Regions from separate parts of the Homo sapiens genome. Here region 1 is linked to region 2. Evidence: chromatin loops called from intact Hi-C (ENCODE). Cell type or tissue: sigmoid colon. All regions are shown on one strand. Links, peaks and the distances in the headings refer to the core of each region. The heading gives the core; the rest is flanking DNA.

What was found. A loop is a pair of places that touch in the nucleus more often than their neighbours do. Peaks named below come from ENCODE experiments on the same cell type or tissue, not always from the same donor. Only the 100,000 strongest peaks of a DNase experiment are listed, where the experiment ranks them.
Region 1: it touches region 2 in a loop (2.1-fold over the local background); 6 of 110 quality-filtered maps call a loop at or near these places.

Annotation. Positions count from the first base shown.
Region 1 is chr12:2,094,563-2,097,476 of GRCh38, forward strand. The region is part of intron 1 of CACNA1C (calcium voltage-gated channel subunit alpha1 C); the gene reads left to right. Among named protein-coding and RNA genes, the nearest start is that of CACNA1C, 43 kb to the left of the region's middle. In sigmoid colon, for the core only: no CTCF peak of the experiment used is centred there; a DNase peak (open chromatin) is centred at 1,519.
Region 2 is chr12:2,160,397-2,163,310 of GRCh38, forward strand. The region is part of intron 3 of CACNA1C (calcium voltage-gated channel subunit alpha1 C); the gene reads left to right. LOC107984131 (a long non-coding RNA gene) reads left to right here. Exons shown (of 2, transcript XR_001749435.2): 2 at 1-2,914. Among named protein-coding and RNA genes, the nearest start is that of CACNA1C-AS4, 62 kb to the right of the region's middle. In sigmoid colon, for the core only: no CTCF peak of the experiment used is centred there; a DNase peak (open chromatin) is centred at 1,275.

The sequences.
Region 1 (2,914 bases), core at 274-2,773, 66 kb before region 2:
TGCATAGGACCTTAGAGGTCATTTGGTGAACACCCTCAGTTTACAGATGAGGTGACTGAAGCACAGAGAGGGAGATAAACTTGTCTAGAGTCACACAGCTGCTTAGTGGGAAAGGGAGGAAGAGACTCATGCATTCAGCCCCACTCAAAAAAGTGACTCAAGAGGGAGAGCCGACCAGGAAGTGGGAGTGGCTGGGACTGTCTGTGCTTCAGGGGAAATGTTGGGGGTTGTGAAATGCAGCCACTCTGGATGGGGCCATGCTGGGGTGCCTACAAGGGCCTTCCAGGTGCTCAGCCCTTCCTGTGCCTCTCCTTCATTGCTGCAGGCCCCAGGGGCTCAACCCCCTTTAACAATAACAAAATGAGACCATTTAATGACTACTTCCCCCTGAGAACTTAGTCGATGGCTGCACCATGCTAAGTGCTTATAAATGTTTCAAGACTCTTGTCACAACTCAGAGATATCTAAGTCTCAGAAACGTAAATAAGTTGCCCGGGCTCACAGGGCTAGTAAATGGCAATACAGACGGGAACTTAGGGCTCCTGCTTTTGCTGTTAACCACCAGATCACACTATCTCTTCTTGGAGGTGGCTGCTGTAATTCACTCAATGTGCTTGCAGTCCTGTCCCCATAAAACTCAGTATTTCTAGATCCTGCACTCCCACCTGTCCACTTTTTCTTTCCTGTCTTCATAGACCAGAAGCAGGTCCAATTTGTCTTAAAGGTTATGACCCTCCTAATTCCTGTGGGGACACAGACAGAGGAGAGGAACAGAGATAGGGGGACAGAGTCACAGAGATGATCGAGTGTTACAGCGTTTTTACAGCTCTAGGTTCTGCTCTGTGAATCCTGACTCCATTCTGAGATGAAAAATGGTAGTGCCATTGACTTCTGCCTTCTGCTTTCGGGTTCTTAAAGATGGACTTCTCCTGACCTCCCCTTCTTCTCCCTTTTGGCCCAGACTTTCAGTGCAGTTGAGGCTGCGGGAGAATCCGGGCAGCACTGTAAGTGCCCTCGGCCCGAGTCAGGCCATCCAGTGTTTCGCCAGTCCTTCAAGGACCCTGGAGGAGAAGGGCTAGGCAGGGTCGGATACCACTGGCTCCAGAGAGTGTCAGAAAAACCTAAGCAGAAAGAAGAGAAGGGGGAGTGCAGGACATAGGAAGATGGCAAACAGACGCCCACAGAAGAGGAGAGTGCATGCATCCTATGAGGACGGAGCGTGGATTTATGATGCCAGAGAAACTGGAAGGTTTAGGAGTGGAGAGGTCAGTCTTAGCCTGGGTCCCACTGGATGGAGGCTGTGTGCTTCTCTCTGCCTTGGTTTCATCATTCACCATCATTGGGAATAATGTCTTTTGTCTCCTTACTTAAAGTGATCAGGCACTGAGTTGAAATCAGCATTCCTTCAGCAAACACTTCTTTTCATACTGGCTGTGTGCCAGGCTCTGGGCTAGGCACAGAGCCACAGAGATGAGCACGTCATGGCCTGCCCTGGAGATACTCACAGGTGCCCAGAGTGGAGCTTTTGGACAGGACTGAAACTGTGCAGAGATGAGGGGTTGATCTAACTTCCCATCAAACCAGCTCTCGCAGCCAGAGGTCCGATGCCTGATTTTTAACGGCGCTTGAGAAAACTGTTGATATATTTGAAGGTGAGTCTGGTTTTACTCAGTTGTGAAGGCATGTTTGTGCATGTGCACATATGATTTATTTGATATTTGAAAACAATTTATGACCAGAATTCTTTGCATCCTTCTCTGGGCCTATGTCATGTGCTGAGGGCTTGCCGGAAGCACTTGTATAGGGTAGAGACTTGTCCTGCCACATATCTCTCCTCTGGACTGGCCTAAAGTCTATCCTCCCATCTCCTTCCTGAAGGACAGCTTCCAAATGCCTTCCCCTCTGGTTCTTTTCCTGAGGACAGACCTCTTTCTCTTTCCTCTTGGGATGTTCTTCCAAGTATTCTGAGTCTCTTTGGCTTTTTAAAACACATTAAATTGAGGTAACTTTTTGTTATGGTAAAATATATGCAACATAAAAATTATCATTTTAACCATTTTAAGTGTACAATTTAGTGGCATTAAGTACGTTCACCATGTTGTATAACCATCAAGCACTATCTGTCTCTAGAACTTTTTGTCATTCCAAACCAAAACTTTATAACCATTAACTCCCATTTTCTCTTCCTCCCCAGCCCTGGCAAACTCTATTCTACTTTCTCTCTTTACAACTATTCTAGGTACCTCATATAAGTAGAATTATTCAATACATGTTCTTGTGTGTATGGCTTACTTCACTCAGCACCATGTCCTCAAGGCTCATCCATGTTGTAGCCTGTAGCAGTATTGTATTCTTTTTAAGGCTGAATAATACTCCATTGTATGGATAGACCACACTATGTTTGCCCATCCATTTGTTGACGGACACTTGGGTTGTTTCTATCTTTTGTCTCTTTGGATAATGCTGCTATGGACATGGGTGTACAAGTATCTGTTCAAGTCCTCGCCTTCAATTCTTTTGGGTATATACCCAGAAATGGAATTGCTGGTTCATATGGTAATTTTATGTTTAATTTTTAAATTTTTATTTATTTATTTTTTTGAGATGGAGTCTTGCTCTGTCACCCAGGCTGGAGTGCAGTGGCGCGATCTCGGCTCACTGCAAGCTCCGCCTCCCAGGTTCACACCATTCTCCTGCCTCAGCCTCCCGTGTAGCTGGGACTACAGGCGCCTGCCACCACGCCCAGCTAATTTTTTTGTATTTTTAGTAGAGACGGGGTTTCACCATGTTAGCCAGGATAGTCTCGATCTCCTGACCTTGTGATCCGCCCGCCTCGACCTCCCAAAGTGCTGGGATTACAGATGTGAGCCACCGCGCCTGGCCACATTTAATTTTTTTGAGGAACTTTCATCCT
Region 2 (2,914 bases), core at 88-2,587:
ATATCTGCCACCCTGCATCCTCAGACGGCTCGTAACTTTGGCAAAAAGGGGCCACCACAGAGGGCCTGCTGCAGCCTTCCCAGTTCCCTGTTGTTTCCACTTTTGCTACCTGAAATCTAATGATTTGAGATCCAGTAGTTTGCGTCTTGAAGAATATTTGGAAATTAAGGAAAATACAGGTGTCCCTAAGAGGAAAAATACTATGACCCATCATCACAGTAATTTCCAACCTGGAGCTCCCACATGCTGGGATCTCATAACAGGCATAATGGTGGCCAGAGAGCACTTCTTAATATTTCAAAACACCTAATGGAAACTGCCCATTTATTTAAGATAAGGCTGCAAAGAGTAACTAAAATGGCAAGTTTCTTTGCTTTCCAGTGAAAGAGTATCGATTTGGTATGGTAGCTCTGGTTATTTTTTATTTTATTATTATTATTTTTGAGACGGAGTCTTGGTCTGTCACCCAGGCGGGAGTGCAGTGGCTTGATCTTGGCTCACTGCAACCTCCGCCTCCCAGGTTCAAGCGATTCTCCTGCCTCAGCCTCCTGAGTAGCTGGGACTACAGGCGTGCGCCACCACACTTGACTAATTTTTATATTTTCAGTGCAGACAGGGTTTCACCATGTTAGCCAGACTGGTCTCGAACTTCTGGCCTCGTGATCCACCCTCCTCGGCCTCCCAAAGTGTTGGGATAACAGGCGTGAGCCACCGCACCCGGCTAGCTCTGGTTATCCTTTGCTGAACAGATGCTTGAGTTGATAGCTGTCTATCTGTGATAAACACAAGAATGGAAGGAGAGAATAATGATCAATAACAGCTTATGTGATTGACAAGACCTTGCCAAAGGCAGTGTGGATGTGGTGGGATGGGAAGGGGGTCTCTGGGAGGGGAGAGACGGGGGCACTGCATGCTACTTAGTTATTCCTGGGGTTTGTTGGCAGCTGCACTGAGGACAGAGGGCTCCAGACAGGGGCAGAGCAGGGGCACAGAGAGTGGTGTGAGGCTCTAAACGCCAGCTTGGTCGGCCCACTTTGTCATTTTGCTGAGGGCTGGTGGAGGTGCCGGTGTGGCTGTGCCAGGGGCCCCGCCTGTCACCTCTCCCTGCAATCCAGACCCCATCACAGAGCCCATGGCAGCGGAGATAAATGCTTCGGCAAGGCAAACGAATCTAGAGGGAATGGGAGCCTCAAGCCGTGAAAAATGATGGGGACTGTGGCCTACTTTCTTGCTTTGTAAGAGTCACTTGCACTTTTCTGGGGCACAGCCAAACTGACGGTGCTGTAGAACAGGATGTGCGAGAATGCTGTTTGGCAAACAAAGAGCGCTCTCTGGCCCCCAGAGGTTCTGGCTTTTGAGCCCAGACTAAAGAAAGCCAGGCTGGAGACCGTATATCAAACTTTGCAAGCCCGTTTATATACCTTGCTGGTGCCTCAGGGGGCAGAAATGCTGGTTGGGGATCTTTGTGTTTTGTTTTGAAAGAGTGATGTTTGGAAGCAGAAGCACTCAAAAATATATCCTGACCTCTGGCACTTAGAACCTCCACCAGAGCTTGGCACTTAACTGTTCTGTTTCTCGTGATATGTTCTAATTATCTGTTTCCAGCCAGATTGTAAGGTCAACAATGGTAGTTTATTTACGAGTAAGTCTTAGTTTTCTCATCTGTAGGAATGGGGATAAAAATGCAGGTTTGCTATGAGTGTTAGGGGTTCAGGGTTTAGTTTTGGGCCTAACTGCTCCTGTCTACCTGTCTACCCTTCCAGGGCCTCTCAGGACACACCTTACTCCCAAAGCACAATATCCAAATGGCAAAGAGGTTGTCCCTTTCTTAATGAGCTCCACAAGCACCTGACCACCACCCCCTCCCATTCGAGGCCTCCCTGTCCCCTCCCGCTGAACCTAAACCGCTCTGAGGAGCAGCTCTCCAGCCATCAGTCCTGCTTGGATGAGGATGCTGATTTTGTGTCTAGGGAAACAAGTCTGCCCCGTTTGCCTTCCACATGGAGGCTGAGGGTACAAGAGAAAGTTGGGGGAAATAGCAAGCAAAGTTCAGAGGGCAGTGGTCCATTTTTTCTTATCAGCCACAAAACAAAAAATAAATAAAAGAAGGAGGAGGCCGTGTCTTTGAGGCACAGTAAGCCTGCCCACTGAATGTCCCTGAGAGTAACTAGTTATAATAGCTACTCCTTCTACAGGGAGACCTAGAGACGGGGCAGAGAGAGGAAAGGACGTGCCCCCGTGAATAGCAGAGGGGTGAACAGTAGGCCTGGGGGAGAAATTGCCTTCCTGACAAGAAGAGTTGGAGATGATGAATACAAAACCCCTGGGACACTGCCTGGCCCATAGTGATGTTACCATCAGTAGTGGCTTTGCCGTTTCCAGATTGACATCCATGCCCTAAACAGAGAACTTTGCTGAGATGAAATTTCCTTGTTGGTATACTTTTGTGAACCACTCCATTGAGAACCAGCACAAAGCCATTGCCTTCTTGAACGTCTTCATTAAAACTAGAATAATCTCTGCCCCTCATTTGCCCATGCACATGGAAAACCCACGGATATGCCTTCCCTGATGGAAAATATGACCACTGACTGGAGTTCGAGACCAGCCTGACCAATATGGAGAAACCCCATCTCTACTAAAAATACAAAATTAGCCAGGCGTGGTGGTGCATGCTTGTAATTCCAGCTACTTGGGAGGCTGAGGCAGGAGAATCACTTGAACCCAGGAGGCAGGGGCTACCGTGAGCCGAGCCGAGATCACGCCATTGCACTCTAGTCTGGGCAACAAGAGTGAAATTCCATCTCAAAAAAAAAAAAAAAAAAGTGACCACTGAAATGTGTATAATGCTTTAAAATTGACAGTGCATTTTCTCATCCATCATTTGAGCCTCACAACAGCCTTGTGACGTAGG